Regions from separate parts of the Homo sapiens genome. Here all the other regions are linked to region 1. Evidence: chromatin loops called from intact Hi-C (ENCODE). Cell type or tissue: B cell. All regions are shown on one strand. Each heading gives the region's core, and the rest is flanking DNA. Links, peaks and the distances in the headings are about the cores only. Region 1 has its middle 45 kb from the start of MEX3C. Region 2 holds the start of MRO (maestro). Region 3 has its middle 54 kb from the start of MEX3C. Region 4 overlaps SMAD4 (SMAD family member 4).

Region 1 (5,622 bases), core at 402-5,401:
TATTATTTTTTAACATCCAAAAAAGAAGAGTAAAAAGGATGAGATAAAGGTGAAATTAAAAATATTTTAAATGTCTTATTACCCTCTCTTGGCACAATACGCACTTCAGACAACATCCAACCAGAATGATTATGGATGTAAAGCCGTATTTCAAATAGTCTTCTGGATGATTGCAATTTCAGCCAACTCTTCAAGGTCTGAGGAAAGTGCTGCTGTTTTCATTTCATAACGTGGCTGGGGGCAGAGGAGGGAGGGTCAGCTCTGCCATGTGGGGGCTGCGTGGTATGATTTCATATTAGTGTTATCTTCAGTCCAAGATTTCTTTTCAACATTGTTTTAAAGCCACTTATCCTTTTTGGGAGCCTTAGTTGACTTAAAAATAGATAATAGAATATCTAAATTCCCTTTGGTGGGCACTATGTAAGTTGCAATTTGATGAAATCCCCGCTCTTCCTCCCACAAAGTACTCCTCCTACACAGCCGTCTAAGGCACGTGAGTCCCTCAACGTTCAAAATTACTAACATTGCACAGCTTTTTCTTTCATGTTGGAAGCAAAATGTTAATCTGAGTAGATGCACTATTATTTTTCTTTCCTTAAGCCCTCTGGGATGTATGTACTCCACTTTGGAGACCCCTGCTCCAGACTGAACACATCACCCCTCCACTTCCCTTGAAAGCCCTGTGGAGTCCCTCAAGAGATTTCATCAATCCAGAGGCTCAGCCAACAGCTGCACAGTTTGCCTAAGGAAGGCTCAGTCCAGGGGGCTCGCAGGAGACCACATATCCCCCTTTCCTCCGTGACTAGTCCACCCTGAGTTTCTGTTACCACTCAAGAGGCTCAGACACAGGAGTGTGGAGTCTCGCCCGCAGCCAGCATGGCAGGGGCAGCTGCTAGACAGCCCCAGGCAGGCGGCACTGGGCCCTGACCCCACATGCCAGGCCCTATCCAGCGGCTACCACAGGCAGTGGGCCAAGGGGCTTTCCCTGTGGGCAGCCCCAGCTGGCGGGCGAAGGCTGGGGGAATACGAGGTAGGGGCAGCTGCGACACCAGCTTCTTGTGGCATTTCTGAAATCTCATTTCCTGCCATAATTCTGAAGCAGGTGTTTCTGTTTTTTAGAGCGTCTTCAGTTGCTATTCTGGTCGTGTGAGTCGCTAGTTTTTTCCAAAGACTGAACTGCTATTTTTTCCTCTGGTGGAGGCATGGTGAGCAGCTGGTCCCCCCACCAGGATCAGTTGGGTAGCAGGCCAGCCCCCCTCGGCCAGCCCTGGCCTGGGGGCATGGGGACCCTTCACAGACTGAGTTGAGGAGCCACAGGGGAGCAGGGAGTACCGTCCGCTGAGCGGCCACCCAGCACTTTGTGTTTCAGTTCGCACTGAGCATGTAGTGTGCACCTGCCTTGCCCAGGAGAAGCAAAACAAAAACAAGCCAGGTCCCCAGCGCCTGTCTGGGGGACCTCAGCCCCACAGGGCATTGGGAGTGGCTGGAGTCAAACCCAGGCCTAGGGAGAGGCAGGTAAAGAGCTTCTTAAGTGAAATACCAGGGTCTCAAATCCAAGAATTTTAGATCTGGAGTTTCCAAACACCCTGAGACTCATACCAGACACATTCAGTAGGTCCTCTCTACAAGACTTTTAGTTTTCATTTGAATTAAAGTCTTAAAAATTAATGTAAACACATCTGACATCAGATGATCATCTCACAACTCTCACAACTAAGTATGTCTAGAGATCTCAGAGCCAAATAGTAGTAATTTTATAGGACGGAGCAGAGGATTTCATTTGTAAACGCCACAATAGTGTTCTGTATAGTGAAATGTTGCAATTTTTCCAATAGAGGCAAGATTTGGAAGAGCCCCATCATCAGACCACACAGCCTGGGTATCACTGAGTGCAGCATTCATGGTGTTTGAGTTCAGAAAAACAACATAGCAAGTCACATTAATGTGCTAACAAGTTCGGGTGGTTTTTCAGGAACTTTTGGTGTTTTCTTTGTACACTGATTTTGGTTTTAGAATTACTTAAGAGCCATTAAAATATATAGAAGTTAAATAATTTTATGGCTGGGTGCGGTGGCTCACACCTGTAATCCCAGCACTTTGGGAGGCCAAGGCGGGCGGATCACGAGGTCAGGAAATCGAGACCATCCTGGCTAATACGGTGAAACACCGTCTCTACTAAAAATATAAACAATTAGCCAGGCATTGGGGTGCATGCCTGTAATCCCAGCTACTGGGGAGGCTGAGGCAGGAGAATGGCGTGAACCCAGGAGGCGCAGTTTGCGGTGAGCCGAGATCGCGCCACTGCACTCCAGCCTGGGCGACAAAGCAAGACACCTTCTCAAAAAATAAAAATAAAAAATTATGTTCGTACTTATTTAAGTAATATGATAAACAAAATAATTTCAGTCATCCCTAGGGAATCATACGATTTCTGGTTTCCTTTGTGTAACAGAGGTTTGTACCTGACTCCGATGTAAAAACCATTACTCTCATGTTTGAATCAGATAGCTAGAATTATCTACAACAAAGGCTCATGCTGGAAGAATTAAAGCGAGGTCTTTCAGGGCTTAGGACTAGCAAAGATAGGGGGCCCTAGGGAAGCCTGTTGTCCCTAGCGTGTTTACTGGGAGCTGAGGTTAAGCAGACGCGGAAGAGGTAAAAAAAAAAAAAATAAAAAATAAGAGGCGAGGCTAACATCTAGGGAAGAAACAGCAAGCCTGTCTGCGGGGGCCACCAGAGGGCATGTTCACTACCAGCAACACACACACGCGCGCACACACACACCCACACACGCCCACACAGCCCCGGAGGCCACGGGAGACAGGTGAGGCCATCGCCCTGGGAGTGACAAAGTGACTCCTCACCTGCTCCACTGCCTTGGGGGCAGGGGAGTGTATGACACTTCAAGCGCTCACTGACTGTTCCTTGCCAGTGGATTGGGGGGTCCCAGTGATTAGGTCTGGGCTGTCATGGTCAGGAGGGCCACAGCTTTCCTCAGGTTGTTCCTCAGACATCTCAGAAACCACACTGACCACAGGAGCAAAACAAGAAGCACAGCTGTGCAAGAGGTATACAGCCAGAAGTGGCCAAATTTATGCCAGCCAATAAAGAAGCCCATAATGCGGCAAGGCTCTAGTCCTGCCACCCGCGGTGTGGGGACACGACGAAGGAGCAAGTCCAATCAACAGTCCTCCGCGTCCCTCCAGCAGTTGAGTCAGGAAGTCAGGTGCCAGGTCCTCTCGGGACAGAAACTCCAGAGATCTGGGTTTTCTGCCCTCTGAGACTGGACCTGCGAGAATCTTCTTATTTGGAAGGAGGTGGTTGGTAAAGGAAGACAAAATAAGGCTGGAAACAGACCCAGACACATTTAGAAACAAACGGAGCAAATGAAGCACTGGGGAGAGTCACTTTCTGAAAGCCAGACACCTCAGGACCATGTGGGTGGGGTGTTTCCAGGGAGGACGGAAACTTTCACCATCACCTTCCTGTCAACTGAGTGTCTGACCCCACCCCAAGTGTACTTGTGTGCTAGGACCGCCGTAATAAAATACCACACTGGGCAGTGTCAACAACAGACATTCATTTTCTCACAGTTCTAGAGGCTGGAAGTCCAAAATGGAGGTGTTGCAGGGCTGGTTTCTCTTGCTGCTCCTCTCCTCAGCTCGCAGCTGGCCGCCTTCTGCAGTGCCTTCACATGGTGCCCACCTTCTGCAGTGCCCAGCTTCTGCAGTGCCTGCCTTCTGCAGTGCCCACCTTCTCCAGTGCCCGCCTTCTGCAGTGCCTGCCTTCTCCAGTGCCTGCCTTCTCCAGTGCCTGCCATCAGCAGTGCTCACCTTCTGCAGTGCCTTCACATGGGCTTTGCTCTGTGACCGTGCATACGTGGCATCTCCTCCTCCTCTTATTGTAAGGACACTGTGCCACCATAGGAGGGGGGCCAGACCTTTATGACCTCACTTAACCTTAATTACCTCTTTAAAGGTCTGATTTCCAGGCCAGGCAATACCAGCACTTTGGGAGGCAGAGATGGGTTGATCAACTGAGGTCAGGGGTTTGGGACCAGCCTGGCCAACATGGCAAAAACCCGTCTCTACTAAAAATATAAAAATTAGCCAGCCATGGTGGCAGGCACCTATAATCCCAGCTACTGGGGAGGCTGAGGCAGGAGAATCAATTGAACATGGGAGGCGAAGGTTGCAGTGAGCCAAGAGCACACCACTGCATGCTAGCCTGGGCGACACAGTAAGACTGTGTCTCAAAATAAATAAATAAATAAATAAAGGTCTGATTTCCAAATACGGTTACATGCTGAGGTATTGGGGGTTAGGATTTCAATATAGGAATTTTGCGGGGAGACAATTCAGTCCATAACAACGATAAAATCGCATTGTGCAAGGTGTGGAGGTCCTGGGCTGGAGCTCTGTCCTTACTGAGCCCCTACCTGCAGTGGCAGCTTCATTCACCTTCATGAGAAGATGAAGCAGTAGCTCCAGGAGTGGCCCATCTCTCACCCTTCCTCAGCCCCTGGCAAGGATGAGGTAACACCGACCTTTGGCCCAGACTCCTGTCTTTGAACTACAGGGCACTGAACCCACACCGAGAGCTCACTGTGTCTATCATGGTGAAGGTGGAACAGAGACTATTTTCTAGGTAGACCTCCACGGCACTGGGCCCTGGGCACAGATCCAAAATCTCAGCACAGCATGGGCTGCCTCAGGTGCCCTTTTGGATGAAGAGACACCATTACTGGGACAGCTAAGCAATACATAGAGCTCCCAGGCCTGGCTAGAACACACCTCTGACTCCAGATGCAACATCACATGCTGGGCCATGAGTCACCTCTCTCAGACACTGCAGATTCCGAGGAGCTATGGGACTTAGACTGCTTTGCTGGCAGCTATACTCTATGCCTGCTCAATGGGTCTTCATCAAGTATAGTTAGTAGTATCGAGCTTCTACTTCCGCTAATGTCAGAATAGGTAAACCAGAACAATTGTCCCACCAAGAACAACTAGAAAAGCTGGACTAATATGAAAATTATTGAAGGCATCAAAGAGCCCAGATGAGAGTGAAAAATTACTGAGCCAAGATCTCTGGAGAGCAGAAACTCAAGCAGATAAGGCAGGTTTCTGGGGCCTAGATGCATTTACTGATTGTACAGACAGCTGATAAGACTGAGCATGGCTTTTGAAAGCTTCATAGGCTGCTGGGCGTGGCTGTGCAACAGCAGTAGCATATAAATCAGAAGTGGAGTGGATGGAATTAATGTCTTTCTGAGGCACTCATATTGTCTGAGAAGAGGTAAAGGTACTAATTCCTTCTGGAATTTGATAACTCAAGTATGTTGCAATATCTGTTTGACCAACAAAGATCTTATTTTTAAAAATATGTAACTACTGGCTGGGCGCGGTGGCACATGCCTGTAATCTCAGCACTTTGGGAGGCCGAGGCAGGTGGATCACCTGAGGTCAGGAGTTAAAGACCAGGCTGACCAACGTGGAAAAACACCGTCTCTTCTAAAATTACAAAATTAGATAGGCATGGTGGTGCATGCCTGTAATCCCAGCTACTTGGGAGGCTGAGGCAGGAGAATTGCTTGAACCCGGGAGGCAGAGGTGGCAGTGA
Region 2 (5,622 bases), core at 373-5,372, 330 kb after region 1:
ACCTGAGGTCAGGAGTTGGAGACCAGCCTGGCCAACATGGTGAAACCCCGTCTTTATCAAAAATACAAAAATTAGCCGGGTGTGGTGGCAGGCGCCTGTAGTCCCGCTACTCGGTAGGCTGAGGCGTAAGATTCGCTTGAACCTGGGAGGCGGAGGTTGCAGTGAGCCAAGTTCCCCCCACTGCACTCCAGCCTGGCTGACAGAGTGAGACCCTGTCTCAAAAATAAAATAAAATAAACTAAAAAAGATAAATTTCCTGATTACACATTGTAATACACATGTAATTCACATACAAGGTGAATTGTGGATTGCTTTAGCTTTGCCTGTTGCCCTTTTCATCAGTAATGCAGGCTAAATAATTACCCTCTTTGCTTTTTCCAGTTGTGCCAGCCCCAGTGTACTTCTGGCAATAAGGAAATGTTAATTGAGAATGAAAATAGAGTCATTAAATCCTTACATTAAATAATTATGGTGTGTTCTTTTAAGGACATCATGTTATAGATATGCAAATATGTTGCAATCAAATTATCAAACTTGCCCTCTAATTTCCAAAGAACTGTACTGTGACCCAGGGCCACATAAGGAGAATCTTAGACTCTTGTGGGCATCATGCGTTGATTTTGATGCTTCCCAAGTTTGTGCTGTGTCTGGGATTCTCTAGGGGCAGTTAGCTGCATCCAGGCCGTTTATGAGAAGTGTTTAGTAGAGCTGAGGTCAGCACAGTGCAAGTATCAGAAAGGCTCCTGGATATCAATTCCAGTTCTGGCCCTGATGTTCTTTGTAGTTTTAAGTCAAACAGGAAAATTTATCTGCATATTAGTTCTCCTATTTAACAGTAGAGAAGATACTATTTCTCTGTCAAATATCTTAAAACATGAATACAAAGAAACTTTAGACACAAGGGGTTATTAATAGTTTGTTGTGTTTCTGTTCATGGGGAGGAGGGGATGTAAATTTCAGTTCTGATTCACAAAGGAGATTTTGCAGAGAATCTTTACAATCATACTTTGGGCTTCCTTTCTCCAGTCTCCTCTGTTCTTCGGATAATCTTATTACCTTTTTGGTCATTCTAAGCACTACATGGATTAGTTCAGTATATAGATTATGGCCGTATAAACCTCATTCTCGCTCTTGGCAGATAACCTAACTCTGGTTTTACTGAAAAGATTAAAGCTAATTTGGAAGAATTGAACTCGCCCATTCCTCTCAGTTTTGTGTTGATGTATCTTCATCTCTGTGGCTGCCTCCCAGTTGCAGGCAGAGGCAGCCATCTTTCTTCCTCCTCCAGAGCTAACCCTTTCCCTCGTGCCCTTGATGCCCCCTCCACCTCTTCCTATTACCACTACTTGGCACCAGCCACATATTAGGGCTCCCTTGCAACCACTTTCAAACAAGGCCAGGCTTTATTCCATTTCAAAAAGCACACAAGAAAACCAAAATGCTTTTGCCTGACCTTGCTGTCTCTTCTAGTCTATTTATTGCTTTCCTTTTGCAGCAAGACATCTCAATTTCCTCTTTCCTCATAGCCCCTTAGTTTTGCAGTCTAGCTTCCTTTCTCTGTCACTCTATTGAAATTGTGTCCTCAAATGTCACAGTGGTTCCCTTGTAACTTAATCTGAAGAGGGTGGTGTTTTAGCCTCATTCTTCTTATTTTCTCAGCAGCATCGATTTTCTTTCTGCCTTTTTCTTTCATCTTCCACTCTGACATAGTTCTCTGGTTTATATTTTTCTGTTTATCTCCTGGGTTTTCTAGACCAGTCCAGTGCATAGCATCATGGCTGAGTCCAAGCTCTTACATTAGCCTGCCTGTAGCTGAATTTTAACTGCCACAAATTAACTGCATGACCTTTGTCAAGGTAATCTCCCTGTGCCTCAGTTTCTCCAGCCTTAAAATGGAGACTATAGTAGGAGTATTAACCTTTGGTTTGATGTAACAATTGAATGAGATAGTCTATGTAATATTTATCACAACATTTGGCACACAGAAGTTTTAATTGAATGTTATCTATTAGCATAACAATAAGTGCCTCTGTCTTTGAAAATATAACTGTTCTTTTTTCCTTTCAGGACATATTTTCTCCCTTTATGACCCAATGCAGAGCGAGACGATAACTAATTATTGTTAAATAGATTTATGCACGTGTTTGGAGAGTCAGGGAAGGAGGGCTGATGAGAGAGAGAGGCTCCTAAATTCTGCAGGTGCTGTAATTCCCCGGTTTTAATTTTGCTTTGCTTTTTACCAATAAATCATTTTGAGAGCTTAAATCGCTCCTTTCGGGACATACGGTGTTTCTTGAGCAGGAAGGGACGTCAACGGTTAAAGCTCTTGTTGTTGGTGCAACAATCAGCCACGATGAGGCTGCTTGGCATGGAACACAGTGTCCCATCCTTAGATTAAATGCGCTCTAACAGGATTATGTAAGGAAGGAGGCAGCCACGGCGGCGGCTTTGTGCAGGGGTCGCCTGGAACCCGTCCATTGAGTCATGCCGCCATCTCGCGGCCGCATGGGGAACGGGCCTTGGCAGGGAGGTTTTGTTTGGTGCAGAGGAAAGGTCCCCAGAATTGCCATCTGCAGAATTTCTGCAGAAAGTGTCGACCAGGCTGGCATGAGGGAAGAAGGAGGGGAAATCACAGCAAGGAGAAGGAAAAACACCTCAGCATGGCGTGGGGAAGCAAAGGTAGCAAGTCATGCTTGTGCCACCCTACAATATTCTTGTCGGTTTCATTCCAGAACAATTCCCTCCCCTGCCCAAATACTCTATAAACTTTGACTTTCCCCTCTTATTTGATTCTCACTTTCCAACACTCTGTGCCGACCCGTTATCCTGGACAGACCCTGCGTCACCTCCTAATTTCCCTTCTTGTATGTTAGGAATTCAGGGCTGGGAAAATTTAGCCGAGTCATCACATTTGGCTACTACCCGGGAAAGCAGCCCTCCCGAGTCAGGAACGGGCTCCGGTTCATCACGTGGCAGCCGCCTGCAGGAGCCGCAGGTAAGGGACACTGTTGGCCGGGGCAGCCAGATGCAGCGGGAGGCGTCCTGGCTGCACTTGGGTTCCCAAAACCTTTCTGGAATGTCACTCTGGTCACCAGTATGGGAGCTCGACCTCTAGGGGGTAGGATTTGGTAATGTTCTCTTTGTAAAACTGAAGTGGGCAATGTTGACCAGGAAGCTGATTTTGTTTGCTTTTCACAAACTATGTTAATCGATCAATAGTTGGGTTATAGATCATTCTATTGTCAGCAATATAATAGAATGGCAGGGACTCAGGGAAGATATTGACACTTTAAACTGAAATGTCTATGCGGTCTGTCTTCCCTCGTTCAGCTCACAGGACATTGCCTGGGAGCTGAACCTAGGCTTATAGCACAGTGACTGAAAGGATATCTTTCAGAGTCCTAAAATCTGCTCTGCCAGTATTTGACTTTGAGTTAATTGTTCAACATTACTTTAAGCCCAGTTTCTTCTTTTCTAAAATGAAGACGATTTTTTTAATATTAATTTTTTTTTTCATTTTTTTGAGACAGGGTCTTGTTGTGTTGCCCAAGCTGGGGTGCGGTGGCCCGATCTCGGCTCACTGCAACCTCTGTCTCCTGGGTTCAAGTGATTCTTCTGCCTCAGCCTCCTGAGTAGCTGGGACTACAGGTGTGCACCACCATGTCTGGCTAATTTTTGTATTTTTAGTAGAGGCGGGGTTTCACCATGTTGCTCAGGCTGGTCTTGATCTCCTGACCTCAAGCAATCTGCCTGCCTCAGCCTCCCAAAATGCTGGGATTTATAGGCATGAGCCACCACACGCAGCCTACTATTGTCATTTATAAGTTCAGTGTTGGAAGGATTTTTAAGCAATCTAACAGTTTCTTCTGCTCATTTTACAGATGAGATAAAATCAAAGTGTTTTATAATTTTGGCCTTCATAATATACCTTTTGGCTTCAATAAATAAAAGGATTATTGACCAAAAATCTAATATTTTGAGTCAGAATCATTCAAGTTTGCAAAAGCAGATGGGAGTCAGTGTAAAGCATAAAACAGTCTTCTAAGTTACCCCAAATCCATGTATCTTCAGTAAGATCAGGTAGAGCACAACCTGGCAATGAACACAAGCCCCAGCCGGGGTCTTGGGGTTCGTGAAAACCAAGGGGTCTGCACATAGCTCACTCAGGGGTATGTTCCAGAGGAAGAAGAATTCGTTGAAGAACGTGTGCAGAGATGAGTAAAACTATAAGCAGAGCTGTGTCTTTGGCTTCCAAATGGCCAGGTGACCTCCTGGTCTTGGTCATACAAGGCTAGGCATATGTGGTGACCATAGAAACCCACCAGAAAATGTAATTCTCCTAGGAAAGAATGCCTGTCTTACGGGTGAGAGGGCTTGGAGAAGGAGTTAGAACATCCTAAGAAATCTTGGAATCTGTATACTACGTTCATTCACAGTGTGTTTAAAACGATCCTCTCTGAGATCCTGTGTTGCAACAGATGAGAATGATCCTTTTGTTTTTGTTGGATTGGGTGTAAAGGACTTCATGTTTTAGAAAGGAGGGAGGCACTGCAGGCAGGAAGGAGGGCATGGGGCGGGGGGTGGGAGTTCTTTAAGAAGCTGCAAGTACAAGAAACACAAGGCTCCAGCGAGGGGCCTTGTGACCTTGATTTAACTCCTAATTTGTTTTATTTTTTAATGAAACTTTTAACTGAAGAATAGCATCCTAGAAAAGTTGCATAAATCATAGACAAACAGCTGCTGTGATTTTAATTTTATTTTTAAAGTGAAATTCAAAGTGCTTCACAAACATATGGTATCAATCTCTTGTTCTCTGCAAAGACACTGACCTCTTTCTCTTTCTCATCCCTCGGCCCCAGCTCCCTCCCTGACTTCCATGGTTTCTGCTACTGCATGGGCTCGGATTAGCTTTATTTAATTTCCAGGATAGAGGTTCTTCTATACCAACAGGCGTGTAGCATCACCAGGCACCACATACAAAAAGTGCAATGCTCAGGCCCGACACTCCCTGAGATTCAGATCCAATAATTCTGGGGCAGGCCTGGAGTTTATTGTTATTATTATTATTTATTTTTATTTTTTAGAGACAGGATCTTGCTCTGTCAACCCAGCTGGAGTGCAGTGGCGCAATCATGGCTTACGGCAGCCTCAGACTCCTGGGCTCAAGGGATGCTCAGCCTCCCAAAGTGCTGGGATTACAGGTGTGAGCCACTGCACCCACCTCTGGCTTGGAGTTTGTAACACGTACCCCGGGGAATTCTGATATAGAAGGTGCAACCAACACTGAGAAATGCTCTACTTTTCCTGCACCCAAGATTGAGATGATCCCTGACAACCTGTAAGATTAAACCACATCACAGTTTTTCTCTTGTGATGGGGAGGTAGGGTTTGCTAGAAGAGGTAGTGAGCTCAAGATGTAACTCTGTGAGTTTCTCTAATCACAGATCGAATCTTCCAGGTGGAGCCACTCAGTTCTCATTTACTTTGCCGTGCATGGGAGCATGACCTTGAGTTCTACTTACGCCTATGAAGGCGATGCTGGCTGCTTGGTTTCTGAAGCCTGGGGAAGTTGCCTTGGCTGGCTAAAGCCCTTAGCTGTTATGCTAATCTTGCAAGAGAAGT
Region 3 (5,622 bases), core at 472-5,471, 99 kb before region 1:
ATAAGTCCAGCTGTGGAAAGTTCCAGCGCTGGTTGATCTGGGTTGGTGATATCTGGCCTGTGGGGCAGCTTCTCTGGGATTCTTTGGCCTTCTCCCTCAGGACTGCGAGATAACTGCAGCAGCTTCATTACCAAGTGCTCATGCCACGTCCTCCGAAACCAGGAAGAAGGTGGAAGGGCCTCTCTATGTACATCCCTCTATTTTAGAAGGAGAAAAACCAAAGCTACCTCTATCCCCCACAGTAGGTGTCCATGGGCATCATCCTGACGGGCAGTGCTGGCTCACAACCCTATGCTCTGGGTTCAACTGAATGGGAAAAGAGAGCATTTAGCCTTTGCAACCTCTCTAATAGGTTTTGGGCTCTGCCAGACAGAAGAGGAGGGTCAGGAATGCATGTGAGCAGGCAAGCCACAGTGCCCTGTCTGTCGGGGCATGGAAGAGGGACGGGAGATGACATCAGAGCAGGCTCCACTTGGATCACAAAGCAAGGGACCTGCAGTGCCTTGCTGAGGAGTTTAGAGTTTATTTTATTACTCTGAGAACCCAGCATAAATTTCTGTGGTGGGGAGGAAGGCCCTGATTGGCACTGACTTTTGGAAAAATAACCCTGGAGGCAAAGGTGGGAGAAGATTGGGAAGGGGTTGGGCAGTTCAGGGTAGGGCATGGATTGGGCTGACTGGGACACTCTGGGACTCTTGGGGGAATTAGTAGACTTTCCCCGAACCTAGGAACATTTAGGTAGATTGTTCAGGAATAACCAGTGTGCAGAGAGTCAGGAAACTCGATTCTAGGCCCGGCGGTTCCATTAAATGGTTACTGCACATGAGGTCACTGCCCCTCCCTGAGCCTTAGTTTCCTCATCTCTAAAATGAGATCACTGGACTAAATTCTCCACATCTCTCCCTCCTTCAACAATCAACAACCCAAGGGTGGCTCTTTGTTTATTTAAGCAGATGCTGTCTACGCACTTTATAAACAAAAAAGCTGGGCTGATCTGGGCTGGATTGTTTGCACACTGCCATCAGCTGAGTGTGATCATGGCTTTTCCCTCCAACATCTGCAACATCATCAGTAGTGTCTATACTTCCAAATACAATGGGGTTTATTATCATTAATGATAGTTATTGTTATTGAAGAACCAGAGAACTTTAGTCTCATACTGATATTTTGTTTCATGTCTCACTGAATCTCCTCTTCCTAACACATCTCTATTTGTTTTTTTTTTTTTGAGACATCATCTCTCTCTGTTGCCCAGGCTGGAGTGTAGTGCAATGATCACTGCTTACTGCAGCCTTGAACTCCTAGGCTCAAGGGAAACTCCCGCCTCAGGCTCCTGAGTAGCTGGGACCACAAGTGCATGCCTCCATGCCCAGCTAATTTTTTTTTTTCTGTAGAGACAGGGGTGTCCCTGTGTTGCTCAGGCTGGTCTCAACCTCCTGGGCTCAAGTGATCCTCCTGCCCTGGCCTCCCAAAGTGCTGGGATTACAGGAATGAATCACCACACCCAGCCTCTTTTACATTTTAAGATGAATATAGGCTGGGCACGGTAGTTCACACCTGTAATCCCAGCACTTTGGGCGGCCACCGTGGGCAGATCATGTAAGCTCATGAGTTCAAGACCAGCCTGTGCGACATGGCGAAAACCTGCCTCTATAAAAAATACAAAAATTAGCCAACTTGGTGGTGCACACCTGTAGTCCCAGCTACTCAGGAGGCTGAGGTGGAAGGATAGCTTGAGTCTGGGAGGTGGAGGTTGCAGTGAGATGGCACCACTGCACTCCAGCCTGGGCGATAGAGCAAGACTCTGTCTCAAAAAATAAATAAATAAAAGAAAATAAAAAAATTAAAAAAGCCGGGCGCGATGGCTCACGCCTGTAATCCTAGCACTTTGGGAGGCCAAAGTGGGTGGAACATTTGAGGTCAGGAGTTCGAGACCAGCCTGGCCAACATGGTGAAACCTCGTCTCTACTAAAAATACAAAAAAAAAAAAAAAAATTAGCTAGGCGTGGTGGCGCATGCCTGTGATCCCAGCTACTCAGCAAGCTGAGACAGAAGAATACTTTGAACCCGGGAGGTGGAGGTTGCGGTAAGCCGAGATCACACCATTGCACTCCAGTCTGGGCAACAAGAGTGAAACTCCACCTCAAAAAAATAAAAAATAAAAATAAATAAGTAAATAAATAAATAAAATCACATGAGGTTTTTTCAAAAGGCAGATTCAAGAACCCCAGTCTAGATTAGAGCATCTGTATTTCTAGGGCTGGAGCCTGGCAATGTATACATTGAAAACCCTACCCAGGGAGATTCTGATGGGCCCCCTAAATTCTCTTTATTCATATTGGTCAATAGACATTTATTCAAGACCTACTGTGGGCCAAGACTGAAAGGTCTAGAATATATAGAAATAAAAAATTTTGTTCGTGCCCTCAAGGAATTCAGCAAATTATGGGGAAAGATAACCATGAAAACAGACATTGACTAAACAGTATAAACTCTTTGAAAGACAGAGGTACTAAATGTGATAGGAACACAGATGAGGGGCTTCCAAGCATGCCAGGCAAGAAGCCTTCCCAGAGGAGGTAGCACTTGAATTAAGCTTTAAAGACCATCAAAAGTTTCACAAGGTGGGAAGAGGGAAGCCACAGGGAAAGGCCAGGACTTCAGAAACATAGATCTTACAAGTAAGGTACAGAGACTGAGCAGGCAGAGACCAGGTAAGGGGTAAGGGGAAGTGAAAGGGGAATTAATAACAACAGAAACTCCTCCCTGCCTCAAGCACCCCTTGCATCTGTGTCTGCAGACTGCCCCTATCTTTCTCTTGACTTGCTGTGCCAACCCTGGGGAATCACAGACAGAACTGGCTGTTGGTTCAGGGGTGTGAAGTTGAGGAAGTTGAGAAGATGCTACTGCAAGAGCCAGATGGGGCCAGGCACTGTAGCTCATTCCTGTAATCCCAGCCCTTGGGGAGGCCAAAGCAGGGGGATCCCTTAAGTCCAGGAGTTCGAGACCAGCCTGGGTAACATGGAGAGATCTCATCTCTACAAAATTTTTTTTAAAATAGCTGGGCGTGGTGGCACATGCTTGTAGTCTCAGCTACTTGGGAGGCTGAGGTGGGAGGATTGCTTGAGCCTGGGAGGTTGAGGCTGCAGTGAGCTGTGATTGTGCCACTGCATTCCAGCCTGGGTTACAGAATAAGACCCTGTCTCAAAACAAATAAACAAGCCAAATAAACAAAAAGAACCAGATGAGTTGGGAGGGAGTGCTACTCTGAGCTTTTACTGAAAATATGTGAAACCGCCCCTACAGAAATTAGCAACTAAAAAAGCAGAGGGCTGGGCTCCGCAGCTGGGTCTGGGATCTTCCTCCCTAGCCTCTCCCCACATACCCCTTAAGCTGCACTTGGCCTTGGAAGAAGTATCATCCCAATTTCCCTTCTTTCAAGGCTGGCCCTGGATGCACAGACCGATGACACCTCATTGGCAAATATATTGATTATGGGGATGGGGATGAAACTCGCAATATGCCTGCAACCTATCCCTTGAGGGTAGCCAAATCTATTTAAATTGACCTGAGTGGTGCTCTTTTCTGAAGAGAAACTGACTATACAATCCACAGTTTTCCCTCTCTCAAAAGTGTACCCTTGGCAGTTACCTGGCTCTGTGGATTCATTTCATTCAGCTTCCATTTTGTTGAACACACTTCAAAATCCTGCTGCTTCTATCCCTAATGCTCTATTTAACAGGCGCCACAGTGCACCAGCCCCTCACAGTGAAGGCTCGCCTAATCCTGACACACGTAGCCTAGAGCAAAGATGAGACCTGTTAAGAGTTTAGACTAAGATAGTCTTCATTTAATGATTTACAGAGTCTCCCTGTCTCTCAGAAAAAAGTTTAGAGAAAATGCTTTTTATGTGAGTCAAACATCAATCTCTCCCAGAGCTTCAAGACACTCATTAAGCACCACTGTTTACAAGGTAGCCAGCATGAAGATATTCAAGGCCAGGGCAAATACAGACAAATAGAAATGCTTGCCTGAGGCTGCTGAAGTTTCTAGAATACAATATTCAGGGTAACCCATAATGAAGAGGCTGCTGAGCCTGCTGTGGTCTGTTTCCCAGACCTCAGCTTACAAACAGCAAAGGGCAGCCCCTTTGTGTTCTACTGTCCAGATTCCTTTGAAGGAAGAGTTTGCTTTCAGGAAGAGAATTCAAAAAGGTCAATAAGGCGAGATTGAGAAAACCTAGGGTAGCCTAGGCAGGGAAAAGATGTGTTTTCTTTCCTGTGTGGCTAAAAGCTGATACCATCGGTTATTTGCGTGGGTGAAGGCTAACAGTTGCTTGCCTATCCTGGCATATCACAGCTGGAAGGAATTCCAGAGACCACTAGCCCAGCCCCATCACTGACAGATGATGGGAAACCCTTAGGCTCAGAGAGTGAAGTGGTTTTCCTGAAGTTACACAAGTTAGCCGACTAGAACTAGGTTCTGGGTCTCTCCTAGGGATTGAATGCTTGTGCCCCTCTCCCCTCAAAATTCACATGTTGAAACCTAATTCCTAATGTGATGGTATTTTGAGGTCAGGACTTTGGGAGGTGATTAAATGATGAATATGGTCATGAATGGGATCAGTGGCCTTATAAAAGAGACCCAAGGGGCCAGCTGCCGTGGTTCACGCCTGTAATCCCAGCACTTTGGGAGGCCAAGGCAGGCAAATCACTTGAGGCCAGGAGTTCGAGACAAGCCTGGCCAACATAGCAAACCCCATCTCTACTAAGAATACAAAAAAAAAATTGCTGGGCACGGTGGCGCATGCCCGTAATCCCAGCTACTCAGGAGGCTGAGGCAGGAGAATTGCTTCTACCCAGGTGGTGGAGGTTGCAGTGAGCTGAGTTTGTTCCACTGCACTCCAACCTGGGCAACAGAGCGAGACTTTGTCTCAAAGAAAAAAATAAAAGTAATAAAATAAAAGAGACCCAAGGGAGCTCATTCCACCATATGAAGACATAGCAAGAAGGAGCCATCGATGAGAAAGTGAGCCCTTACCAGACAATAAATTTGCCTAAGCCTTGATCTTGGACTTCCCAGCCTCCAGAACTGTGAGAAATAAATTTCTGTTGTTTATAAGTCACCCAGTCTATGGTATTTTGTTGTAGCAGCCCAAACAGATTAAGACAGACCCCAAGCCCATTGCACCACACTGTGTCCCTCCCTACACCACATCCTTGAAAACCGACCCTGTTTTCAGCCAAAGAAATTGCTGGTGCTGGATGTTACAAAATAAACCTTCTATTGAAAAATATTTTTCTTCGTTTTCCAAAAACCTCAAGTTTGCCCGTGTGTGTGCTGACACCTACGTGTAGTATAAACTCACCTGTCTCTGAGAGGGGAGAGATTTAAAGAGATCATCTTGCCAGGTCTACAATTGCAGGCCAGGTAGGTTAAATGATGGCCACAGCTAGGAGCTAAAGAGGAGATCAGAGGACTCTGACATTTCTTTCAACCTTGAGTATTCCTGTTTTCCCACTTCCACTCTGGGAAAAACAGTGAACTGAATCACTATGGAGTTGATATCCTGCTGTGTTTGGCTGCAGACCCTCCAATTCCAGATAAATGCACTCTCAGTCC
Region 4 (5,622 bases), core at 135-5,134, 77 kb after region 1:
CTAGTTCAGAATAAGACATAACTAATAATGAAGCAGTTAATATTCTTAGTTCCACTAAGACCTCTTAGATGACCGAGATGAAGTCTCTCTCTCAATTTCAAAGTGTAACAGAGTAATACACTATTACTCAGTGGTGGCAACTGATGAGAATATGAAACTTAATAATAGTTCTGGATTCTTCAGTAAAAGCATGTTTATAACACTGAAACCAGCAAATTAATGGTATCACCCCAAATTTTAAAAAATCAAATTCTCTCAATGAATATGCCTAATCTACCTCTAAATTGTAAACTCCTGAACATAAGTCACAATGGAGACTGCATCTAATTTTCCAGTCAGAACATACAGTCATATAGTCCATCTGCATTCATCAATATTACAATGAAACTAATGGGAGGAATTTGCATGTACTGTAGAGAAACCTGCAGGGCCACTGCAGTTTTCTTAGCCAGTGTGATTTGCTTACCACACTGAAGAGGTTAAGAACAGGGGTTGAATGAATCACTAGTTATGCCTTCAGACGTGGAAGATGGGTGCCACGTGTTTCCATCATAAAAGTCTATAGTCAGGAGTTTAACTCTGCAGTAAAAAATTCCCCATCAGTGTGAAACCTGGCACACAGTTCAATTTTACCCTAAAATTAAAAAAAAGTCTACAAGTTATCAAAATACCACCCTCACTTAGTTTTCTCTCCATGTTTAGCATACTTTAAAAAAAAAATTGGAAAAGTGTCCAATTCTGAAATTGAAATATGCTTTCCTTACTAGAATAAAGCCAAGCACTTCAGTGATTACAACCCACCCTGGCTGGTGAGGCAGAATTATAATAAGCATCAACAAAAAAGGAGGAGATAGAACAGTATAATATAATAATCATCCCCTTTCTCCTTCATCCCATACTCCATTTTTGATACAAAAAGAATGCAAACAGGGTCATAGGCAAAAAGCAACTATTACAGAAGAACAGATTTTACCAATTCAAAAATGTCATCATCCCAGTAAAAAAAAACTTTAATTTCTATTACTGCTCAAAGAAACTAATCAACTGAGTAAATCAAGATAAAAATATCAACTATTATACCTTTAAAAAAGAATGAAAAGCATACTTACTGATAGCTGGAGCTATTCCACCTACTGATCCTGGGCCAGGGATGTTTCCTGCCACGGCTGCTGCCTGGGCAGCTGCTGCAGCTTGTGCAGTAGCCGCCTGCTGCTGCATCTGTCGATGACACTGACGCAAATCAAAGACCTTTTAAGAAAAAACATTTCATACTATGAGTTCATAAAGAAAAATTCCATACATTAAAAACCAATGCCTGACTTATTTAAAACTCAGTTTCATTATACCTCTCACATGAAAAGAATTAATTAAAACATGTAAACTTTTATGTACATTGTGATTGGTCTAAAACTAGTTAGGAAAGGTGGCTTGGAGCTCACCAAGAAGATCATGTCAACATCATGATGGCTTTGGCTGCCACACGCCTCTGTATCTTTTATCTAGTTCGAAGTGGGTCAGCTATTACTGTCCTTGTGGAAATCTGTGTAAAATGTACAATTAAGAAGTCCCCCTCCCCCTTTCATAATCAAATTGCTGAATTTTCCTTAGGCTGGAGTTGATAGCTTTGGTCGCCTGGCCAACTTTTTGTCTTATCATTTTTGCTTATTTGGAGGAGTTTAACAAAATGGCACTGTCGCTATATAAGAGAGATCAACATTTTTCAGAGATGCGTACTTTAAGCAAATAGAAGCAAAATAATATCCAGGACTTGTTTTAAAATACTTAAGAAACAACAACAACAAAAAGACTAGATCAAACAAATATAAAATTGTAACTACTTAATCCGTGCGATGGGTATATGGGACTTCATTAGTTTCTCTCTACATTTCTTTGTTTGTAAATGTTCATAATTTTTAAGGAAAAAAAAGGCCCAGTTTTAAATCCCATCACCGATACCTGCTAATTATATGGGCTGAGTTTCTTTTATCTATAAAATGGGAATGCTAAGTGTACATACTTTCATGAGGTTGTTGCAAACTTGGCATAGTATACAGTTACTTATTTTGTTTTTAGCCTCCCCCGTAGTCATTTATCTTTCAGGATGAGTTAAGGCGTTAATAAATAATTTTACTTTTATCAACCAAGTGAAGAACTGGCATAGTAAGGAAGGGGTTGCCATATCTACCCTTATATTTATGAAAGTACTGGAATGTTCTTTTAATATGCAACAAATTACAGATAATAAATCACATCACCTTTTTTTCTGGGGAAAAAAAAATCTTCCTAAAATATTTGTTTATTTGCATTTTTAAAAAGCATTGGAAGATTACACAAAAAGAATTTGCAGGAAAGGAGAACAAGGACAGGTTCTGAAGCAAGGCTGCTCAATGTCCACTGTTTTTAAATCACTTTAATTTCTGAACCATGTGGCTATACTCCCTATCTAAAAGGACATGAATATTTTTTAAAGTCCCATTACGTACATAAGGGGCCCAATACAAGCAAGCATAAATAATCTTGAAAATAAGAGAAATCTGAGAATGCATAATTTTTTAGTTGATGATAAACAATAGTTTTAGAACTTAAACCATAATTTTCAGATGCTTGAAAAAATTCTGATCATCTTCAACCATGGTATTTACATGAACCACAAAAACATACAATAACATACACTCTCCAAATAACAAATTGCACTCCTACTTACTCCTATTTCTCTACTCAGTGTCCATTTCCTCAAAAAACTTTTCCCAATTAGCACCAATGAAGGACAACACTCAGACTACCCTATTCTTTAAACAGACATGAATTTGTCCAATATACATATATGTATTTCCTGGACTATTAGGTCCTAAAATACTTTAGTAAAGAAAGCAATGACAGGGGCATGGTGGCAGATGCCTGTAATCCCAGCACTTTGGGAGGCCCAGGTGGGAGGATCACTTGAGCCCAGGAGTTCAAGACCAGCCAAGACCCCAACTCCACAAAAAAATTTAAATTTAAAAGAAAGCATGACAAAGTCAGGTTCTAGAAATCAGAAAGCCCACAACACCCAGAAGTGAAACCACTACTTCCTCAAATTTCTCACAGTCCATTCGTTTCAGAACTTCTAGGCTATGACATTTGGAAGGCATTACCCAGTACAGAACAAAGCAGGGACTCAAACATTTGAAAAGGTAAATAGCTCTACAACCACTTTTTTAAAGAAGTAAATTAATAAACTTTACTTTTTTAGAGCAGTTTTAGGTTCACAGCACAATTAAGCAGAAAGTACAGAGTCCCTGTCCCCACACCCAACCTTCCGCCACTATCAACATCCCCACTACAGTGGCACAATTGTTACAATCAATGAATTTACACTGACACATCATTATCACCCAAAACCCAGTTTACGTAAGGGTTCACTCTTGGTGTTGTACATTCTATGGGTTTGTACACATTTATGATGCTGAACACCTTTTCATATGCTTGTTTGCCATATGTGTATCTTCTTTGGTGAGGTGTTTGTTCATGTCTTTTGCCTTTTTTGTTGTTGTTGTTAAGATGGGGTCTTGCTATGTTGCCCAAGCTAGTCTTGAACACCTGGGCTCAAGGGTCCTCCCACATCAGCCTCCCAACTAGCCAGGACTACAGGCACATGCCACCATGCCTGGCTAATTTTTTTTTTTTTTTTTTTGGTAGAGATGAGGTCTTGCTGTTGCCCAGGCTGATCTTGAACTACTCCTGCGCTCAAGCAATCCTCCTACCTTGACCTCCCGAAGTGCTGGGATTATAGGAGTCAATCACTATGCCCAGTCTATTCTGCCCATTGTTTATTTTATTGTTGCATTATTTTATTGTTGAGTTTTAAGAGTTCTTTGTAATTTTGGATAACAGTCCTTTACTAGATGTGTCTTTTGCAAATATTTTCACCCAGTCTGTGGCTTGTCTTCTCATTCTCTGACCCTGTCTTTCACAGAGCAGAAGTGTTTCATTTCAATGAAGTCAGGCCTATCAATTCTTTCCTTTATGGATCATGCCTTTGATGTTGTATCTTAAAAGTTCTCGCTTTTTCTCTTGGCCAGGCACAGTGGCTCTCTCCTGTAATCCCAGCACTTTGGGAGGCCGAGGCAGGAGGATCACTTGAGGTCAGGAGTTCCTGACCAGCCTGGCCAACATGGTGAGACCCCATCTCTACTAAAAATGCAAAAATTAGCCAGGCATGATGGTGCAAGCTTGTGATCCCAGATACTTGGGAGGCTGAGACAGGAGAATCCCTTAAACCCAGGAGGCGGAGGTTGCAGTGAGCCAAGATGGCACCACTGCACTCCAGCCTGGGCAACAGAGCAAGACTCCGTCTCAAAAAAAAAGTTCTCACTTTTTCTCTTATATTATCTTCTAGAAGTTTTATAGTTTTGTGTTTTACATTTAGGTCTCCACAACTACTTTTTTTTAATCATCACTAACCAAGTATGGTGTGTGTGTGTGTGTGTGTGTGTGTGTGTGTGTGTGTGTGTGTGTATATATATATATATATATATATATATAATGTTATCTGGGAGTAGGGAATAAAACTTAATTATAATCTCCAAGATTCAAGTATGCCTTTAACATTAACACTCCCCCACCCCCACGAGTCATTTAAAAAAATAACCAAGTAATATGTCACACATAGGCTCTCTCCAATGTGTTGTAAATAATCGCAATTAGGATTGTTTCAGCCTGAATCTATGCTAACATCAGCAGCACATATTACAGGTTACCCACACGGATTAAACTTTATGACTTGCATCTGTAGATGCAGTAAAAATGATTCATTGGGCACCTCAGCAAACCTCCCTTCCACAGATTATTTACGTAATTATAGCACTCAAACCAGAAGACCTAAAATTATTCAGTTAGGTTCACTAATAACTAAAACCTGCATTGCCTCCTGACTTCACACTGTAACTAATCCATTGATAACGGATACCATAACAGATTCCATTTGTTACACTGGATGATAAAAATTAAAGCTATTATTGAAATGCTACTGTCTTCCTTTCATAATTTGACTAAATTGTTGACAAAGGCAATTCAAAGTAATCAAAGGCTTTAAATATTCTTTTTGGCTCAGATCCAAAAAATATTTCTGACCACCACTCCTGAGCTAATTTCTGCTTTAATTTATTTAACCATGTTTTCTGAATTTATTACAAAACCGTTACTTAACAAAGATGTGTGTCTCATAAAGATCACTGACAACATCTTTAGGATATTGTCTTTTACAACCAGGAGTCAAATTTTGCCATTTTCCTTTGACAAGGCTTAAATGCAATACTATATAATCTTAAATTAACATTAGGAAACAGTAATCCAGAATGAAAAATGCACCTGAACATAAACAAGATTGTGCTAAGGACATTCTAAGTTCTACTTGACTTAGGGAATCACAATGAGTGTTAATTGGGAATAAATTTAAATGAGGTTCATAATACCCTCTGACCTAGTCCACCAGTGGTTTAGAAGCATCTGCTGCCCCTTCCTCTAAAATAAATGTGTTCAAAAACAAACCCAACTCAATATTAACACAGGAAGTTTGCAAATCAAAACTACCACAATAAGATTATACTTCACACCTACTACAATGGCTAAAATAAAAAAGAC

Evidence for each region. Hi-C counts contacts between places; a loop is a spot of excess contacts. Peaks named below come from ENCODE experiments on the same cell type or tissue, not always from the same donor. Only the 100,000 strongest peaks of a DNase experiment are listed, where the experiment ranks them.
Region 2: a loop joins it to region 1, with 7 times the contacts of the local background. A loop is called at or near these places in 3 of 110 quality-filtered maps.
Region 3: a loop joins it to region 1, with 7 times the contacts of the local background. A loop is called at or near these places in 3 of 110 quality-filtered maps.
Region 4: it touches region 1 in a loop (7-fold over the local background); 2 of 110 quality-filtered maps call a loop at or near these places.

What each region holds. Positions count from the first base shown.
Region 1 is chr18:51,149,504-51,155,125 of GRCh38, reverse strand. No RefSeq gene overlaps it. Among named protein-coding and RNA genes, the nearest start is that of MEX3C, 45 kb to the left of the region's middle. RefSeq lists enhancers at 791-920, 3,105-3,154, 3,165-3,324. In B cell, for the core only: a CTCF peak has its summit at 2,760 (motif pointing right); DNase peaks (open chromatin) are centred at 1,035, 2,755 and 3,325; H3K4me3 peaks cover 2,815 bases; H3K27ac peaks cover 3,413 bases.
Region 2 is chr18:50,816,954-50,822,575 of GRCh38, reverse strand. MRO (maestro) reads left to right here and starts at 2,560. Exons shown (of 8, transcript NM_031939.6): 1 at 2,560-2,679; 2 at 2,874-2,995. RefSeq lists enhancers at 2,356-2,405, 2,242-2,875. In B cell, for the core only: CTCF peaks have their summits at 2,269 and 2,489 (motif pointing left); DNase peaks (open chromatin) are centred at 1,515 and 2,485; H3K4me3 peaks cover 1,182 bases.
Region 3 is chr18:51,249,004-51,254,625 of GRCh38, reverse strand. No RefSeq gene overlaps it. Among named protein-coding and RNA genes, the nearest start is that of MEX3C, 54 kb to the right of the region's middle. RefSeq lists a silencer at 2,658-2,767. In B cell, for the core only: no CTCF peak of the experiment used is centred there; a DNase peak (open chromatin) is centred at 2,805; H3K27ac peaks cover 423 bases.
Region 4 is chr18:51,072,264-51,077,885 of GRCh38, reverse strand. It overlaps SMAD4 (SMAD family member 4), which reads right to left. Exons shown (of 12, transcript NM_005359.6): 11 at 1,110-1,248. Among named protein-coding and RNA genes, the nearest start is that of SMAD4, 45 kb to the right of the region's middle. In B cell, for the core only: no CTCF peak of the experiment used is centred there; a DNase peak (open chromatin) is centred at 3,075; H3K27ac peaks cover 911 bases.